Regions from separate parts of the Homo sapiens genome. Here regions 1, 2 and 4 are each linked to region 3. Evidence: chromatin contacts called from ENCODE Hi-C data. All regions are on one chromosome and are shown on one strand. Each heading gives the region's core, a stretch centred on a gene start or an enhancer-like site at or near the end of the contact. The rest is flanking DNA. Distances are from core to core; before and after follow the strand shown.

Evidence for each region. A loop is a pair of places that touch in the nucleus more often than their neighbours do. Pooled maps may share reads with other maps.
Region 1: a loop to region 3 is called in a map with no recorded cell type, with 9 times the contacts of the local background. The contact joins two enhancer-like sites. A Hi-C loop is called at or near these places in 1 of 168 maps with a recorded cell type or tissue (GM12878), 7 of 37 single-sample maps with no recorded cell type and 4 of 50 pooled maps.
Region 2: a map with no recorded cell type shows a loop between it and region 3 (24-fold over the local background). The contact joins two enhancer-like sites. A Hi-C loop is called at or near these places in 1 of 168 maps with a recorded cell type or tissue (GM12878), 8 of 37 single-sample maps with no recorded cell type and 4 of 50 pooled maps.
Region 4: a loop to region 3 is called in a pooled map, with 26 times the contacts of the local background. The contact joins two enhancer-like sites. A Hi-C loop is called at or near these places in 3 of 37 single-sample maps with no recorded cell type and 2 of 50 pooled maps.

The regions. Positions count from the first base shown.
Region 1 is chr3:98,538,417-98,543,590 of GRCh38, forward strand. No RefSeq gene overlaps it. Among named protein-coding and RNA genes, the nearest start is that of GPR15, 9.0 kb to the left of the region's middle. Within about 2 kb of position 2,160, at least 3 of the 41 ENCODE cell types and tissues checked have a DNase peak (open chromatin) inside an H3K27ac peak, as active enhancers do; they include GM12878, where a contact is called at or near this core.
Region 2 is chr3:98,560,891-98,566,023 of GRCh38, forward strand. No RefSeq gene overlaps it. Among named protein-coding and RNA genes, the nearest start is that of CPOX, 30 kb to the right of the region's middle. RefSeq lists an enhancer at 1,382-1,431 and a silencer at 2,486-2,545. Within about 2 kb of position 3,206, at least 10 of the 41 ENCODE cell types and tissues checked have a DNase peak (open chromatin) inside an H3K27ac peak, as active enhancers do; they include GM12878, where a contact is called at or near this core.
Region 3 is chr3:99,415,691-99,420,379 of GRCh38, forward strand. No RefSeq gene overlaps it. Among named protein-coding and RNA genes, the nearest start is that of COL8A1, 220 kb to the right of the region's middle. RefSeq lists an enhancer at 3,036-3,175. Within about 2 kb of position 2,626, at least 3 of the 41 ENCODE cell types and tissues checked have a DNase peak (open chromatin) inside an H3K27ac peak, as active enhancers do; they include GM12878, where a contact is called at or near this core.
Region 4 is chr3:98,611,059-98,615,817 of GRCh38, forward strand. No RefSeq gene overlaps it. Among named protein-coding and RNA genes, the nearest start is that of CPOX, 20 kb to the left of the region's middle. RefSeq lists enhancers at 1,992-2,061, 2,372-2,521. Within about 2 kb of position 2,247, at least 3 of the 41 ENCODE cell types and tissues checked have a DNase peak (open chromatin) inside an H3K27ac peak, as active enhancers do.

The sequences.
Region 1 (5,174 bases), core at 910-3,409, 880 kb before region 3:
TAAAAAAATCTGTGGCAAAGTCTTCAGCAAGCAATACTGCTCTTTTCCTTACAGAGTATATATAGACCCTTTGTATTTCATAACCATCCATTGTAAAACCTTCACAAATCCCTAAATTTGCCAACTCCAATATAGCATATAATCTACTTCATACAAATTGAATAAAATGTAATGTTTTCAGAGCTATTGCAAAATGTATAAAAAGAAAAGTTGAAAGGAGATATCTATCCTAAGTGTTTGGCCTGACTCACTAGTTAAGTGACTCATTCCGCATCACCTCATAGGTCAGTGGTTTAAATGTCTGCTTTTTATGTCATACAACTGTGGAGTTTCAGTCAAAATCTCAAACATCAAACTGTGAATGCAAAATGTCTATCGTACACAATACACTATGACAACCATAAAAATTGTTAAATCTTTTTATTGTAACTGGTGGATTCTAAAACAGGCATATTGCAGTTACACATTCACAAAATATCTTTTTTCTCTTTTTTTTTTTTTTTTTTTTTTTTTGAGATGGAGTCTCACTCATTCTGTCATCCAGGTTGGAGTGCAGAGGCACGATCTTGACTCACTGCAACCTCCGCCTCCAGGATTCAAGTGATTCTCCTGCCTCAGCCTCCCGAGTAGCTGGATTACAGGCATGCGCCACTATGCTAGGCTCCTTTTTTTTTTTTTTTTTTTTTGGTATTTTTAGCAGATATGGAGTTTCACCATTTTGGCCAGGCTGGTCTCAAACTCCTGACCTCAAGTGATCCGCCCACCTTGGCCTCCCAAAGTTCTGGGATTACAGGCATGAGCCACTGCACCCAGCCTCTTTCTTTCTCTTATACACATACACAAACACACAAACATACTGTATACAGTTGCAGCTGAAAAGCATCTGTTGAATGTTGCTGTTAATATTCAGACTGAAGTACTTGAGATGAATTTAACTATTTTATCCACTAACAAAATACAGAATACAAGAAAGGAGAAAATAAAGCAAAGAAAAAGCATAGTAAATAAAGAACACAAAATAAAATGGCATATGTATGCATAAATATATCAGCAATTACAAAAAGCATATAAATGGATTGAAATTTCTACTAAAGAGTTGAACATGGCTGGACATAGTGGCTCAGGCCTGTAATCCCAGTACTTTGGGAGGCCGAGATGGGAGGATCACTCGAGGCTAAGAGTTTGAGACCAGCCTGGTCAACATAGTGAGACCCCATCTCTACGTAAAAAAAAAAAAAAAAAAAGTTGAGGCGGGGCGTGATGGCTCACGCCTATAATCCCAGCATTTTGGGAGGCCAAGGCAGGTGGATCACCTGAGGCCACGAGTTCCAGATCAGCCTGACCAACAAGGAGAAACCCCCTGTCTCTACTAAAAATACAAAATTAGCTGGGCATGGTGCCAAATGCCTGTAATCCCAGCTACTCGGGAGGCTGAGGCAGGAGAATTGCTTGAAGCCGGGAGGTGGAGGTTGCAGTGAGCTGAGATCACACCATCGCACTCCAGCCTGGGCAACAAGAGCGAAATTCCATCTCAAAAAAAAAAAAAAGGTTGAACAAATATATATATATATATATTTGTATTTGTTCACAATAAATATATATAGTGATATATGTATATCACTTTATTCGACTCTATAGGAGTTAAAAAGGTAGAAGCAGAACTTGTTTTTCATGGAGTTTAGAATCCACATAGTTGTTTATTTTTTTTAATCAAAGAATGAAATAGTGACACCCAAGAAGAGCCCGGTATATGCAATGAAAATTACAAGTCAAATAACTTTCCTTGGTCTTTTCCAATGTTTAGGAGAAGCCCATACTTAGTCCATATACAAGTCACTTATGTAATTGTCATTTTGATATGGTTATTTCCTAAACATTGTTACATTTCCTTAAAGTGTTCACATTAGCATCCTCAAATGAAAATGCTATCATTGTCTTTATAGATGTTAAGACTCTCGAGTCTTAAAAATCTTTAAGACTTTAAACGTATAGACTCATTATTTTAAACACAAGAACACATCTTGAACAGTATTAGGTTTAAATTTATTTCCAAATGACAAACTAAAAAAAAGTATGCAAAGCAAAGTAGATAACTTTACATGAACCTTGCCCAGCACAGTGATTTAATGAGATGCCCTTTCATTTGGCCTTGAGTTAGAGCAAAAGCAAAACTGACAACTCAGGTGGAGAAGTGGTAAATGAGAAACGAAACTTGGCCTGTGGTTTCATGTTTAAAGCAAAAATACAGATTCAGAGCACTTGAAGATAGATGAGAATGGCTACCTTATTTCTAATAAAAAAGATGTTTATGCAATTCAGACCTGACTTGTGTATGTTAATAGAAATAGCTTAAAAATCGGAAAATCAGTAAAGAATTGAGTAAAAGTCAATTCAGAACTGTATAACTTAGTCCTCAGGATTTCAAATCAATGTGTCTTTCCTATAATAATTCAAACATAGAAAAGAATACTGCCAAAAAGTTTGTAAATTTATATTTAGCATGATACATAATATTAAAAAAAACAAAATATGGTTTTACCTATTAAACTGACAAAGAGTGAAACATTAAATACTAAGGTTGACCAGGATTGGGTCTGCGGGTGTGAGGGAAGCTTATTGAGTGTAAATTGATTAAGCTTTGTAGAAAAAATTTAGAAACCTATATCAAAAGCAATTCCACTTCCAAGATTTTGCCCTAAAAAATCATTACGGCCAGGTGAAAAGACATATGCACATGTATTTTTATTGCAGCATTGTTCATAAAAGCAGGAAAGTGAAAACAATCCAAATGTCCAAATTGACTGAGTAAATTAAAATTCATGCACTTTCTTACAATGGAATACTATGCAGCCTTTAAAAATACTGTACCATATACTGAAGTGGAAAGACCTTAATAATAAATCCAATGAAATTAAGTGAAAAAAGCAGACTACAAAACTATATCTATAGGATGACCACATTATTTGTGACTATTTTATTCATATATGAATGCAAAAATACTGGAACCCTATACAGCAAAATGTTAACTTTGTGAAGTTACAAGTGATTTTTATATTTATTATTACTTGTATTTTCCAAAAAAAAATGCATTAATTTTGTAGTAATAAAAAAAGCTAAAATTTAGTTTAGGCTTTCAATGAAGTACCCAAGATAAAAATAGTAGCTAAATTTATTATAAAACATCATTTCTGAGTTGTAGGTCCTCTAGTTTTTCAATTACTGTGTTTCTGATCTGTGAGTATAATCCCTACATTGGCCTTGAGACCTCCCCTAGTAATCATCTGTTTCTTTCTAGGATGACCCGCTGTTTCCTTTACAAGTACCCAATTCCTTAAAAGCAACAGTTTTAGAACTGCTATGCATTTAAAATTTGAAAATGGTGATGAACATTTCAGCATGCAGGCAGGACCTTTATTCTCCCATAATGTCTCTTAGCACAGCAACTATTGCATCCTGCATAGTGACTCATCTGGTGCCATGTCTGTCCACCAGGTAGGAAGAGAGCTCCCTCCACCCTGGGGATGGGGGAAGAGAAGAAGCCACATCTTCATTTTTTGTAGCCATATGCTTGGCTTCTTCCATATCAAGCACTCATCATTGTTGAACTAAACTGAACATGCTAGAAAAATCTCACCATTGATTAAAATAAAAATGAAAAACATTTAAAATGTTAAATATTAAATTTTTATATTCATACTTTTGCTTGAATGTCTTTTGTTTATGATATGCTGTAACTATGAGGGACAGGGAGTCTATTACAGTCATCAGGAGCAATCTTGCCACTGTCCTTTAACTTTTTTGATCATTCCAGCTGTACTTGAGTAGAGAAATAACTGATGCAATATCCTTTACTTCAGCCCTTTCTTGGTGTAACATTGATTTTCTATTTAAATGGAAAACTTTTCTGAATTCAGGTCCAATATGCCTAGTATTGGACCAAAAATAGTGATTTCTAATCACTGTGTGATAGTCAGGAGTTCCACCGGCTATTGCCAGGGTATTATAAATCTTTCCACAAACTCCAAACCTATATTCCACATTAGATAATAAGTAACTTATGTGACTATGCACTTTTGAGAGAGACTGAGAGTGGGATTATGAAGTCAAACAATTGATCAGAAGATAACTTCTATAAAGGCTGTTGCTCTGTTTTGGCTCAGCCCCACTGCTCCAGAAGGTACACGCCATAAGCTTTGGCAATGCCCGTGTGGTATTTAGTCTGTAAGCATGAAGAATGCAAGAGCTGTGAGGCATGACTGCCTCCATTTAGGTTTCAAAGTGTAATGCCTGGTGGAGCTGTGGAAGTGTAGTGACCCCCAAGATTACAGAACTATAGGATACCAGTGTGAAACTCCAGCTTGGGACAGCTAAAGCATGGACTGAGCCCAGCAAAGTCATAGGGACAGGGCTGTCAGAGGCCTTGGGAGCCCAACTCCCACCTCAGTGTGCCCCGGATGCAGGACATGGAGCCAAAGGAGACTATTCTCTAAATTTAAGACTTAATGTTGCTTTCCCTGAAGGGTTTTGGACTTGCTTGGGACCAGTTACCCCTTCTTTCCTGCTTCTCTCTTTTGGAATGGAAATGTCTATTCTATGCCTATCTCACCATTGTGTCGGATCTCACCATTGTATCGTGGAAGTAGATTACTTGTTTTCATTTCACAGGCTCACAGCTGGAGAGTATTAGCCTCAAGATAAATTGTAGGTTGAGTGTCTGATTTAGATGAGACTTTTGAGTTGATGCCAGAATGAGTTAAGACTTTGAGGGCTATCAAGATGGAATGAATGTATTTTGCACATAAGAATAAGATGAATTTTGGGGCAACAGGGATGAAGTGCTGTGGTTTAAGTGTCCCTGCCAAAACTCATGTTGAAATTTAATTGCCACTGTGACAGTGTTGAGAGGTGGGACCTTTAGGAGGTGATTGGGTCGGGGCTCCACCCTATGAATGAATTAAGGCCATTATTATGGGAATAGGTTAGTTATCATGGGACTTTGGCTGTCTGTTTCCCTTTCTTTTGCCCTTCCACCTTCTGCTCTTCAGTCATGGGATGACCCTCAGCAGATACCAGCACCATGCTCTTGGATTTCCCAGCTTCCAGAACCATGAGCCAAACAAACTTCTTTGGTTTATAAATTACCTAATCTGTGATATTCTGTTATAGCAGCAGAA
Region 2 (5,133 bases), core at 1,956-4,455, 850 kb before region 3:
GTTTCTGTGTCTCAGTTATTGGAGAGCAATTTAGTTGAGTGGCTGTTTCATGGGGTTGTAGTCAATGTGTTGACAGAGACTGCAGTCATCTCAAAGTCTGACTGGGGCTGGAAGATCCAATTCCAATTTGACCTGTGGGCTGACAAGTTGCAAGAGGGCCAAGCTCCTCACCCCTTGCCTCCCAATATAACTGTTGGAGGATCTTCATGATAAGTTAACTGGCATCTCCCAGAATGAGTAATTCAAGAAAGTACAAGGCAGAAGCCACTATGCTTTTTATAACCTAGTCGTGGAAGTCATATGTTGCCATTCGCACAATGTCTTCTTGTTACACAGGACAGACTAATTCAATGAGGGAAGGGAATACACAAGGAGATAATGCTCATTGGGGGCCATCTTTTGAGACTGCCTGCCACAGTTTGGAAGGATGAAAAAAACAAAGAAAGGAAAAGTATCTTAATATCCATTGATAAAGTACTGGGTAAATAAATTTTTAAACTTAATTAAATGTTATAGAGCATTTAATATATTAATTAAATGTTATAGAGCTTTTAATATATATTTAATATGTAATATAAAATTATAAGGTGTTTATTAAAAAGAAGGAAGCAGCCTAAATGTGTTGCTATGGAAAAATGCCCAAAATACACTAAAGTATATAAAGCACATATTTATATATTTATTATAAGACTCCTTCAATATTTTTATAAAAATAGACATTTATGCATAGTTATATGCATAAGAGTGAGAAATTTCCTCAAAGATGTATAAGGATCTATCAGTGGGTGGTGAAACCTGGGGGTGAGATAGTGGTAGGGATATGTAACTTTTTATTTTATGCCGTATACTTATACTAGTAATGTTTGAAAAAAAACTTACAATGAAAATGTATTACATTTATAATATTTAAAACTAGCAAAATTATGCTCCACAGAGCTCTACAGGACACATAGCCAAAGGGGAATATCATTTGAGCCAAGCTCAGACAGACTTCTCCCTGACTATCTCCTGCTCAGAGGAGCTGAGTATGTAGGCAGGAGAAACATACGTTGGTTTTCTGAATAGAGAACTGAGAGCTACCCAATCTCTAGTCTTCAGCCTTTGCAAAGCTGGATTAACAAGATGGTAATTATCCCAAAAGTAGAATTCTATTGTGGCATATTTCTCCCTATTCTGAAGCCATAGGGTCCATCAGAGAATCAGGAAGCTGAGAATCTGCAGGGATGGCAGGGTATGCAGTCGGCAGCAGTTACACAGGATCACACCACAGTGGAAAACCTCTCAGCACCTTGGTGTTAGCAAAACTCAGCTCCAGTGGATTTCCAAAGCATCCACTACTATTACAGCAAGGCCAGGGCATCTGAACACCTGTCTTAGAAGATTTTCAGGAACTGTAGCGGCTGGGAGTTGAGTGAGCACTCTTGGTGGATTACCTTGAAGTGATGGAGACCCAGGTCAGCCTGTGCTCAGTTGATTACAAGGCCAAGTTGGGGGTTTGAACCCTCAAAAGAAATCCTCCACTGAGTTGAGGAAAAGGATAGCTGAGAATTGTCTGCAGCGAGAAACCACAAGACCTCTGAGTCACAGAGCTTTAAAGGAAGCCTTCTAATAGCTGGTATCAAAATGCAAATAATATAAGAATTATACAGATGCAGTTAACATTTATTGAAGACTTATTTTTCATCTACTAATTATACTCATTTTGTAGATGAAAAAGATGAGAATTGGAGAAGTTAGGCAATCTTCCCAAGGATATTACACATCCTTTAAATTTTTCAGTTTTAACAAATGATTCAAAAATGTCTTTTTAAAAAAATGAAATTTTGATCAAACATTTTAAGAACTTCTGAAACATTTCTGCACAAGACAATTTAAAAACCACTGCTTTGCTATTTAACCACTGGAACCAGTAGGTGGAATTTACGGAAAGGTAGATTTCTGTTCAATATAAAATATAAGTTTATTCATAACTAAATTATCCAATTATAAAATGAAATTTTCTGAGGGGTAGTTAAGTTCTCCATCACTGGAAATGTTCAAGCAGAATCACTATTATTACCTCTTAGGTATATTAGAAGTGTGAGCAGCATACAATTGGATTTCCTTCCAAAACTAAGATCTGATGTTCTCTGAAAAGAGGCTTCACTTTTCTTTCTTTCTTTCCTTCTTTTTCTTTCTTTCTTTCCCTCCTTCTTTTCTTTCTTTCTTTTTTTTTTTCTTGAGGTGGAGTCTCGCTCTGTCGCCCAGGCTGGAGTGCAGTGGCACAATCTTTGCTCACTGCAACTTCTGCCTCCCAGGTTCAAGTGATTCTCTTGCCTCAGCCTCCTGAGTAGCTGGGACAGGCATGTGCCACCAAGCGCAGCTAATTTTTGTATTTTTAGCAGAGATGGGGTTTCACCATGTTGGCCAGCCTGGTCTCAAACTCCTGACCTCAGATGATCCATCTGCCTCGGCCTCCCAAAGTGCTGGGATTACAGGTGTGAGCCACCGTGCCTGGCATTCACTTTGTTATCTCTCAGGTTAAATTGAGTCAAAACTTCTGATTACAGAAGGCTGAACTAAGTATATTTCCTGAAATTTTGGAGTTTTAATAGTAATAGTAAACATGTATAAAGCACTTACTATGTGCTTGGCACTGTTTTAATTGCTTTACATTTGTTAACATAGGTCATCTTTTCTACTGTCCTATTGAGGTATGTATTATTTATACAGAATTACATTGAATTCTAACCTCAAAATCTAGCTACCAAGTCCATGTTCTTCAGCAGTTTGTGATATTTATGCTACATATAGTGATACAGTTGCAAGTATATGACCCTACAAGTGGATAAGAGTTTAGCTAAAACACTGCAAATAAATGAATAAACAGATGCAGGAAGTGGTTTGTTGCATAATAGGGAGTTTCTATCCATGTTTCTATAGTTGTGTCACCAAACCACAGGTTGGTACTTTGAAAAAAATCAGTGCTATAAAAGCTTTCGTATCATTAACATTCCTTAATTCTGAACTCAGTAAAAGCTTAATCAAAGATGGTATTAGGAGAATACAAGTTCTCTAGCATTTTTTATTTGTTTGTTTCCATAACTATAGGATTTGTTTTCAAAGAGTAACAACCATAAGACATTTACAGTTCCTTTCTTGAATGCAAATAATGGTTAGGGGCTGGAGGCACCTAAACTGTGAGACAAGGTATTGATTCCTATTGAGCTTTCATAATTCTGGGTGAGAGTGATGTCAGAGGCCAGACTATTTTTTTTTTTTTTTTTTTTTTTTTTTTGTGGCAGGGTCCCTCTCTGTCGCCCGGGCTGGAGTGCAGTTGTGTGATCTCAGCTCACTGCAACCTCCACCTCCCAGGCTCAAGTGATTCTCGTGCCTCAGCCTCCCAAGTAGCTGGGATTACAGGCACATGCCACCACACCTGGCTAACTTTTGTATTTTTAGCAGAGACTAAACAGGGTTTCACCATGTTGGCCAGGCTGGTCTCAAACTCCTGGTCGCAAGTGATCTGCCTGCCTTGGCCTCCCAAAGTGTTGGGATTGCAGGTGTGAGCCACGGCACCCAGCCCAGACTACCTTTTGCTCAGCACTTGGCTCTGTGGGGGTGAGCAAAAACTTCAACCCTCCACACCTCAATTTTCTCAGGCATGCAATGAGAATAACTTCCTCGGGGTTATTTCAGATATTGACTAAGTTAACTTAAGTAATGTTAGAACACTGTCTGGCACCCTCAGTGTTGGGTATTAGCACTAGCTGGTGTGAAGAGAGATGGAGCATATAAATGTAAATTTAAGTTTACAAAGAGATAAATAATTTGACTGTTATGTGAGAGTCAGGTGAGAGTTACAGATACCAAATATACCTGGGTTTAAAGAGAGGTGTGACTGTTATGGGTGGCAGTGTTGTGGCCCACAGGGGCAGACTCTCAGGGTGAGGATACTTGAGCAGGGCCAGGAAATGAATTATTTTGTTCACCTTTGATGTGGCCCACATTCAAATGCTTCACAAGTACAACGTTCTCAGCTAAGCTAAGGTGGTCTTCGATACGCACTTGACCACAACGGAAAAAAAAAAAAAAAAACAAAGAATGAAAAAGTTAAACAACAGGTGGGAAGTCAATGCTGAATAAAAAATTAAGATACGCAAAAGTTAACATGTTATTTCCTTCCTAAATAAAACACATGTGCATACAAAAATACATGTATAATATTCTGATATATTTATAAATACCTATCCTTGAATTGTTTTTCACTTTTCCAGCCAAATTCCCTCATCAAATTACTGAATTTTCCTAGCTTAAAAATTATTATTTTTGATTTTGACTAGAGAAAGTGAAAGGCAATTTACTGCCACATCTATCTATATTACATAAACATACATGCTCATATATACTTTCCACTGGGAAGGGAAGAATCATGATATGAAAATGACTAAACTCTTTCTCTCTGACTGATCTAGTCTCCTCTTCTTCCTACCTTTAAAGTGCTGAACAGTCATTTGCCCAGCTTTCTATGTATCAAATATCTGATTGTTTGTTTTAATGTCTTCAGTGCGGCTTTAACTGATTTCCTGAATACCTAATGTCCACATAACACTTAAAAGCTTGTAAAACTCTTTCCCATATGTTATTTTATTGACTTCCCACAGTAATTTTTGGAGGTACACATTACTCATTCTCTTTTACAGAGGAGTTAAGAGTAGAGTCTGTGTGACGTCCCCTAAATCACACAGCTATGACCGGTCTGAAATATGGGCTCAGGTTGTATGGGAATACTACCAAAGATTTCAGAAATGATCATTATGCATTCACGGGTCCTCTGGTGCCTGGTTATAAAGTAAAAGGGTGAACAATTCAGATTTATATTTGAATCTCTGTCTATAAAGTTTTTTTGTGTTACAGCCACTTGTCTTACTTTTATTTCATTTTTGTTTTTTTTTTTTTTCTTCTATCTGAAAGAAAGCTAGAGAGTTATTTCCCCTCACAAGCTTCAAAAACCTGCCAGGCAGAGACTGATTCCCACAACCCCTCTCTGTGGTCTGGGCTTCAGGGAACAAGAAGTAGAGTGGCGGACCACATTCTTCCTCTAGTAGCAGAGACACACTGGACCACTGGGTCCTGGGAAACTTTTCCCAGGGA
Region 3 (4,689 bases), core at 1,376-3,875:
TAACCCTCAAAACTAAACAGTAATAAATAAATAAACAAACAAACCAAAAAATCCAGTTAGAACATGGGCAAAGGGTATAAAGACCCATTCACTGAAGATACAAAGATACACAGATGGAAAATAATCACATGGAAAAATATTCGACTTCATTTGTCATTAGGGAAATACAAATTAAAGCCACAATGAGATATCACTACCTGCCTCTTAGAATTATAAAAATATAAGAGTAGTGACAATGCAAAATGCTGGCAAGGGTATAGAGAAACTAGATCACTCACGTATTGCTGGTGGGAATGTAAAATTGTCCAGCCACTACGAAAAAGTTTGACAGTTTCTTCTAAAATTAAAAATGTGCTTATCATACAACCCATAAGTTATACCTTTGGGAACCTTTTGGGAATTTATCCCAAAGAAATAAAGACTTATGTACACAAAAAACCTCTACTGAATGTTTACCACAAATATATTCATATTAACCCAAAACTGGAAACAACCTAGATGTTCCCTCAACAGGTAAATGGTTAAACAAACTGTGATACAATCATAGCACAGAGTACTCAGAAGAAAAAAAAAGGAGGTGGGGGGAACATTGCTGATACACATGACAGTCTCAATGAATCTCCAGAAAATTAAACCAAGTGAAAAAAAATCAGTTTCTAAGGTTATATACTGTATGACTCCATTCATATAACATTTTTAAAATGACAATACAATAGAAATAAAGAACAAATTACTATAATTACTTTTCAGGGATTAAGGAGTTGAATGGGGTAAGAGGGAAGTGGGTGTGGCTGTAAGAAGCAACATGAGGAATCCCTGTTGTGATGTAAATGTTCTATATGTCTATTGTATCAATGTCAGTATTCTGATTGTGATATTACAGTATAGTTTTGTGAGATGTTAACATTGGGGAAAACTGGATAAAGGGTAGATTGAACTTCTCTGTGTCATTTGTTACAACCACACACGAATCTATAATTATCTCAACATTAAAAGTTTAAGAAACAATAGAACAATTTTTTTTTTTTTTTTGAGACAGTCTTGCCAGGCTGGAGTGCAGAGGTGTGATCTCGGCTCACTGCAACCTCCGCCTCCCTGGTTCATGCCATTCTCCTGCCTCAGCCTCTGGGGTAACTGAAACTACAGTCGAGCGCCACCACGCCTGGCTAATTTTTTGTATTTTAGTAGAGACGGGGTTTCACCATGTTGGCCAGGATGGTCTCAATCTCCTGACCTCATGATCTACACGCCTTGGCCTCCCAAAGAATAATTATTTTTAAAGAAAGGAGTACAGCATTGGACATAAGTTCTTGTCCAGTAACACCACTCAGAAGCCATATGACCTTGGGTATTAACTTTCACAACCAAAGATTTCTAATGTCTAAACGTGTAGATTAGATAAGTTGATTTTTGAAATTGTGTTCCAGTTATATAATTCTTCCATGGTATTTTATTTCCTAGAAAAGAGTGTTTCTGTAAAATATACTTTTCTCCACACAACTGAAATAAAGTACATGGGAATTATTTTAAATCCAGGAAAACAGTCATACCCAAGCGTAAAGATCTTGCACTTAAAAAAGACCAATCTGTTTGCTTATTAATGAAAAAATCTCTAAAAAGGGTCTTCAACCCAGCACAAGACAGCATTTTCCCAAAATATTAGATATGAGAGACTGGTTTAAGATTAAATTATAAACCTCTACCTTTTCAGCCCATTAGAGAACTAAAGAAATATTTCCTTTCTAGCTATTTTTGATGTTTTCAGAAAGCCAAACTTTTCCCATGCCCTATTTCTCAGGGAGGGGGAATAACCCACATATGTATGGCAGGTCCTTTAATTCACTTTAGCTTCAGCAATGTTGGGTTTGGCTTAGTTGTTAGAACTAACATGTTTACATGACATTTGGGGCACACTTCTGCTCTTCTGTCTGTCACCAGCTGATGGACTCCGAGGCAGTCTGGATAAGAATCCATTACTCTTACTGGAAGCTAGTCTGTCTATATTACCTTCACACATGGTTTCTTAAAAGTCATTTTCTCTATTAAAAATCTGCAAAATATCTTGAAGGAACTTTAAAGAAGTAGAATTGTTATTTAAATACCACATGGCTCTTAAATTCACAAACAGTTACTATTCTGAGTTCAAATTACATAGGCACTGTTATATACAAAAAAAATAGCATGAAGGAATTCCATGTATACAATGCATACCTGGTTATGTATACATGGAACTATGGACTAGATGAGGAAATTGATACTCTTGTTATTCCAACCAACTATGAAAAACATCCTACATTTTAAATGTAAAACTGGGGCCCATGGGCTGTCTTTAAAAAAAAAAAGTTAGGATATTGGAGGACTGTGTGAAGATTTTTGAAACTTATCATACTTGAATTCTTTTCAGAAATTCAAAGAGTATGCAGAGTTACAGCTTGCTTACATTCGTTACAGCATTTATTTATTATAAATTTGTATTGGAACCTGCCATGTATCATGTACTGTCTAAGTGCTAAGGAGAGATACAAATAGGCAATTACCTTAACACAGAGTATTAATTCTATGATGGTGGTGAGTACTAAAGTGCTATAGGAGGACAGGAAATGATCTAACCCAACCTTGAGAAGAGTTTTCACATGCATACTACTGCTTTTTAATCTCAGACTCCCATGTGAACAGCAACATCCTGTTTTTCATGTTATGAATATCAGACGGGTTCCAGTGTTTCTAATAGCTGGGTTACTGATACATCCAGAAATCTTCTGTTAACAACTGACAAGTCAAATTCAGACTACCTGGTGCCAAGCAGCCCAGCTCACTTGTCAATATCGTTTATGTAACCTTGACTTTTCATGACAGAGTGGAGGTAAGAATAGACCCACCACCAAATGGTCATCTATACAGTATGTAATACAGGCTCAGCAGAAGTCTGGCCCCCAGGCTTCTCTGTGGGATGTTCACCTACATAACTTTACTTCTCCTCCTAATAACTCTGGCCTTGTGAGTTTTTCCTTCCTTCTCTAATAAACTAAGCCAATAGTTTCACTGAATTTATTCTGAACCCGGTTACATGACAAGTGAAAACTCAACTGTACTCCTTTGCAAAACAGGCTTCCTGGGTGACGTTGAAATGGAAATCACATGATAGTATGTCAAAGGTTTTTCCCCAGATTTTTCTGACACAAGAGAGTTGGAGTGAAACTGAGAATTCTCATGGACAGATTGACCTTAGGTTCCCCATGTAAGCTCAGCTCTCTCCACTCCAGACTGCTGGACTGTGTTAGTGTCTGGTTTGTCTGATGTGATTATGAACCCCCTGGGCAAGACTTTGCCTAATTCTATGTTCTCTACAGCACCTAGCAATGGTGTTGGCACCATCCAGTGCCAAAGGACGCTCAATCTCTGTTAACTAATAATAGGATTGACTTCTCAACTCAACATGATGAGGTTTCTGTCATCTTTATGCCAGTGTTTTTTTCTGATGTGTATTTCTATTTGTGTCTGGAGAGCAAGCTTCATGTGTTACTGATTCACCCCTGGGCTGATCTTCTTTTCAGGAAATGTAGGCATGAAGTTGAGATTTTTTCAACCACAAGTTTTGGGAACACGGACTGCTGAAATATGCTAGGTTACATGAAGGGGAAATGTTTTTGAAAGCATTGCTTTTATTTTTTTAGCAGTCATGGGGATCTTTGTGAGCCAAGGATGCAGACTGGTTAGCAGATGTGATTATAAAGCCAGCAGGTCCCTTCAATGCAAATGTTTCATTTTAGTTTCTCCATTCCTAAGGAAAACAGTCAGCTTTTTGTTCAATTGACAAGTCTTTTTAATGGTATTTCTTTAATTATACTTCTTGTTTGCTCTAGTACTGAATTATTAATTAAATTTTCCTCATGTTAAATGAGCCATTGTATTGATCTTTGTAGTCATAAATCAGATGTTACATATGACATTTTATAGCACAAATATAACAAATGATTTTTCTGTGTAATTTCATCTTAATTCAACTGAAGGTGGAAAATGTCTTCATAAAAAGAGGACTCTTTGTTATATGGGTTTTTCTCTTGCATGTAAAAGAGGAAGGCCTCTTTGCAGTTGAGATAACAGGAAGGCATCTGTCTCCTGCTCGTCCCTGTGCAATGGAATGTCTAGGTGTAAAACCCGATTATATTTTCCATCTACTGAGATAGGAGAAAACCACCTTAAGGCTGGAGGTGAGATGCTGGCGGCAATACTGCTCTTTAATGCGTCGAGATGTTTATGTCTGTGCACATCAAAACACAGCACCTTTTTCTTAACCTTGTTTATGACACAGAGACATTTGTTCACGTGTTTTCCTGCTGACCTTATCCCCACTATTACCCTATTGTCCTGCCACATCCCCCTCTCCGAGATGGTGGAGATAATGATCAATAAATACTGAGGGAGCTCAGAGACCGGTGCCAGCGCACAGCGCGGGTCTTCCGTATGCTGAGCGCCGGTCCCCTGGGCCCACTTTTCTTTCTCTATACTTTGTCTCTGTGTCTCTTTCTTTTCTCAGTCTCTCGTCCCACCCAACGAGAAAGACCCACAGGTGTGGAGGGGCAGGCCACCCCCCCCTTCATCTTCATTTTACATTTCTTTTAGCATGCTTTGTAATTGGCCTTTAGTGTAAGATTTTAGGCTAATCTGGCTAGGGGTTGGGCTGTGTTT
Region 4 (4,759 bases), core at 997-3,496, 810 kb before region 3:
TTCTATTCATTGTGTTATCTGTTGCCTGAATAACTTGTTGCTGCTGTTGTTGTTTTATTGTGTTTTTGTTTTATAGGTCCTGTAAGATTTATGCTTTAAGGAGGTTCTATTTTGGTGTATTTCAAGGATTTGTTTCAAGATTTAGAGCTCCTTTTAGCAGTTCTTGTAGTGCTGGCTTGGTAGTGATGAATTCTCTCAGCATTTGTTTATTCATTTATAAAGATTAGTTTTTCTGGATACAAAATTCTTGGCTGATAATTGTTTTGTTTAAGGAGGCTAAAAATAGGACCCCAATCCCTTCTAATTTGTAGGGTTTCTGCAAAGAAATTAGCCATTAAGCTGACAGGTTTTCCTTTATAGGCTACCTACTGGTTTTGCCTGACAGCTCTTAAGATTATTTTCTTTGTCTTGATTTTAGATAACCTGATGACTATGTGCCTAGGTGATGATCTTTTTGCAATGAATTTCCCAGGTGTTCTTTGAGCTTCTTGTATTTGGATGTCTAGATCTCTAGCAAGGCCAGGGAAGTTTTCCTCAAATATTCCCTAAAATAAGTTTTCCAAACTTTTAGATATCTCTCCTTTTTTGGGAACACCAATTATTCTCAGGTTTGTTCATTTAACATAATCTCAAACTTCTTGGATGCTTTGTTCATTTTTTAAATTATTTTTTCTTTGTCTTTGTTGGAGTGGGTTGATTCAAGAGCCTTGTCTTCCAGCTCTGAACTGTTTTCTTCTACTTGTTCAATTTTATTGCTGAGAATTTCCAGTGTATTTTGCATTTTTCTAAGTGTGTTCTTCATTTCCAGAAGTTGAGATTTTTTTTATTTATGCCATCTACTTCTCTGGAAATTTTTCCATCCATGTCCTGTAACATTTTTAAGATTTCTTTAAGTTGATATTCACCTTTCTCTGGTGCCTCCTTAAGTAGCTTAATAATCGACCTTCTGGGCCAGGCATGGTTGCTCATGCCTGTAATCCCAGCACTTTGGGAGGCCAAGGCGGGCAGATCATCTGAGGTCAGGAGTTTGAGACCAGCCTGGCCAACATGGCAAAACCCTATCTCTAATAAAAATACAATAATTAGCCGGGTGTTGTTGCGTGTGCCTGTAGTCCCAGCTACTCAGGAGGCTGAGGCAGGATAATCACTTGAAGCCGGGAGGCAAAGGTTGAAGTGAACCAAGATTGCACCACTGCACTCCATCCTGGGGGACACAGTGAGACACTGTCTCAATAAAATAAAATAAAATAATAAAATAAATCGACCTTCTGAATTCTTTTCCTGGCAATTCAGAGATTTCTTCTTGGTTTGGATCCATTGCTGGTGAGCTGGTATGATCTTCTGGGGGTGATTTAAAAAAAAAAAAAAAAAAAAAAAAAAAAAAAACCTTGTTTTGTCATGTTACCAGAATTGTTTTTCTGGTTCTTTCTTATTTGGGTAGACTATGTCAGAGGGTAGATCTGGGGCTCAAGGGCTGCTTTAAGATTCTTTTGTCCCACAGGGTGTTCCCTTGATGTGGTGCTGTTCCCCCTTCCCCTAGGGATGGGGCTTCCTGAGAGCTTAACGGCAGTGATTGTTATTTCTCTTCTGGGTCTGGCCACCTAGTGGAGCTTCCGAGTTCTGGGCTGGTACTAGGGAGTGTTGGCAAAGGGTGCTGTGATGTGATCTGTCTTCAGGTCTTTCAACAGCAATAGTATAGGGAGGATACAAGTTTGCCCTAGGGTTGTCTGGATAAGTTTTGTGTTGGTTGGCCTCCAGCCAGGAGGTGGCGCTTACAAGAGAGCATCAGCTGTAGGTAGTATAGGGAAGGAGGATACAGGCTTTCCCTAGTGACACCTGGATAAGAATTTGGGTTTCTCAGGTGGTGGGTGGGGCCGTAGAGCTCCGGACAGATTATGTTCTTTATCTCTGGCTACCAGGGTGGGTTGAGAAAGACCATCAGGTTGGGGCAGGGTTAGGGGTGTCTGAGCTCAGACTCTCCTTGGGCAGGGCTTGCTGCAGCTGCTGTAGGGGATGAGGGTGTGGTTCTCAGTCCAATGGAGTTATGTTCCCAGGGCAATTATGGCTGTCTGTGCTGTGTCATGCAGTTCACCAGGGAAGTGGGGGAAAGCTAGTGGTTACAGGCCTTACCAAGTTCCCACACAGCCAGAAAGGCCAGTCTCACTCCCACCCTGCCCCCACAACAGCACCAAGTTTATAGCCAGGCGGCCAGTGAGCAGGGCTGAGAACTTGTCCCAGGCTGCAAGCCCCTCCACTGAGAACGAAAGCAGGGCTTTCAGGTTTCATGCCTCCCCGCCTGCCACAGCTTCTGTGCTGAGTCCGCACTCTCAGTTCCTCCCTTTCTCCGGGTTCCGTCCCAAAAACTTCACATTGGGTTGAAATTGTTACAAAGCTCAGCTGAAAGTTTCCTTCTCCCTGTGGTCTTTCCCCAATTTCACAGGCAGCCCTCCCTAAGGACCCCTGTGAGCAAAGTCAGAAATGGCTTTCCTGGGGACCGAGAGTGCCCACAGTGCTCTTCCTGTTGCTTAGAAGTAGAGACCCCTGTATTTCACTGGCTCTCTAAATTTGTCTCAGCTCCAGGTAAGGTCAAATACTTCTCCCATGATTTGGGCCTTCAGGTTCCCCAGTGAGGATGTGTGTTTGGGGGCAGAGCAGATGATCCCCCTTTCACACTTTCACACTTTGGGCACTCACAGTTTTTCAGCTGTCTCACGGAACCTGCAGCGCCAATCCACTTCCTTTACAGAGTCTGTGGATTCTCTCGGCACTCCTGATACATTCCTGTGGTAGTTCTTAGAGCAAAAGTTCGCAGTGTGAGTCTCCACATGCTGCTCTGTCCATCCAAGTGGGAACTGCAAGTTAGTCCTGCCTCCTATCTGCCATTTTTTTGGTACCATCATTTTTAAATATATTATAATTGAAAGGAACTGGTAAAGAAAACATAGGATTTCTCTGCATTATTTCTTACAACTACATGTTAATCACAATTATGTTAAAATAAAATACAATTTAAAAAACTCCTAGCAAAGTAGGGATAGGTTAGAACTTCCAAATTTGATTTAAAAAAATAGTTCTAAATACATACAACAAACATTATACTTCATGTGAAAATATTAAAAGTTTTTCTTCAATATCATGAACAAGACAAGTACCTGTTCTCACCACTTTTATCCAGCACTCTATTAGAAGTTCTAGCTAGTGCAATAAAGCAAGATAATGACATAAAAATTATAAGATCAGGAAAAGAAGAATTAAAACTGTCAGTATTCACAGATAACATGGCTATACATGTAAAACTTCCAAAAAAAGGAGAGATAATTTTTTAATTAATAGATGCATTTGCTAAGATATTGGATGCAGAGTCAATACATAAAAATAAATTCTATATGCTAGAAAAAAATTTGAATATGTCATTTTCAATCTAATCAAATAACATTAAATCCTTCAAAGGTTCATGTCACCTCACCAGGTAAAGAACCACAGCCAACTGAGGGACTTGCTGAGGCAAAGGGAATATTGGAGGTAGAGTGGAAGAAGGTAGGTAGTTACAAATACCAGCTATGACCACATGACCAGTTACCAAAATCAGAACTATAATTGTCATATTTGCTCATTTTTGTTATAAATACATTTGTATGTGTGTGTACAAAGCAAATATTTTTCCTTTCTTATCACCTTAACATGTAACATAAGATATATTGACTTTATATCATAGAATTTAAGTATTATTAATGTTGCATCACAGTGTGTAAGTTACAGGACATCAAGAAGAGTAAATATCAGCCAAAGACTTTGCATCTTCTTCTGGGGAAAGGATTGGTGCATTTTCAGTTGTACCCACATAATTCCATACCTCATGTTAGGTAGAGGTATAACCTTATTATTGTCCTTATTTGAAGATTTAAATATGGTTTAGGAGATGGGTATGAGTGCCAAGGTGACAAGGAGTGAGCTTGTGATGGTTAATTTTCTGTATCAACCCTTCTAGGCCACAGTGTCTGGATAGTTGGTCAAATGTTATTCTGGATATTTCCAAAAGGGTGTTTGTGGATGAGATCAACATTTAAATTGGTGGATTTTGAATAAAGCAGATTGTCTTCCATAATGTGGGTTGGGTTCGTACAATTAGTGGAAGGCCTTAATAGAAGAAACAACTGACTTCCCCCAAACAAAAGGGAATTCTGTCAGCAGGTGGTCTTCACATTTCAACTGCAACATGGACTCTTCCTGGCTGTTTGTGGAGCAGGTAGAAGAGGGACAATGGGGGAACTGTACTTTCTGCTCAGTATTTCTGTGGACCTAAACACTTCTGTAAAAAATAAAGTCTTTTTAAAAAGGAAAATAATACTTTTCTAACATTATGAAGAAACACACTAAAGGCTTAGAAAAAGGGAGGCTGGTTAAAAGGTTAATTCAATGAAGTAATAAGGGTTTTAGCTGAGATACGCTACAAGAAGTTGGTGAATATACCTCCTAACCTTTTTTTTTTTTTTTTTTGAGATGGAGTCTTGCACTGTTGCCCAGGCTGGAGTGCAATGGCGCAATCTTGGCTCACAGCAACCTCCACCTCTCGGGTTCAAGTAATTCTGCCTCAGCCTCCTGAGCAGCTGGGATTACAGGCATGTGCCATCAGCCCTGGCTAACTTTTGTATTTTTATTAGAGACAGGGTTTCGCCATGTTGGCAAGGCTGGTCTTGAACTCCTGACCTCAAGTGATCCTCCCACTTTGGCCTCCCAAAGTGCAGGATTACAGATGTGA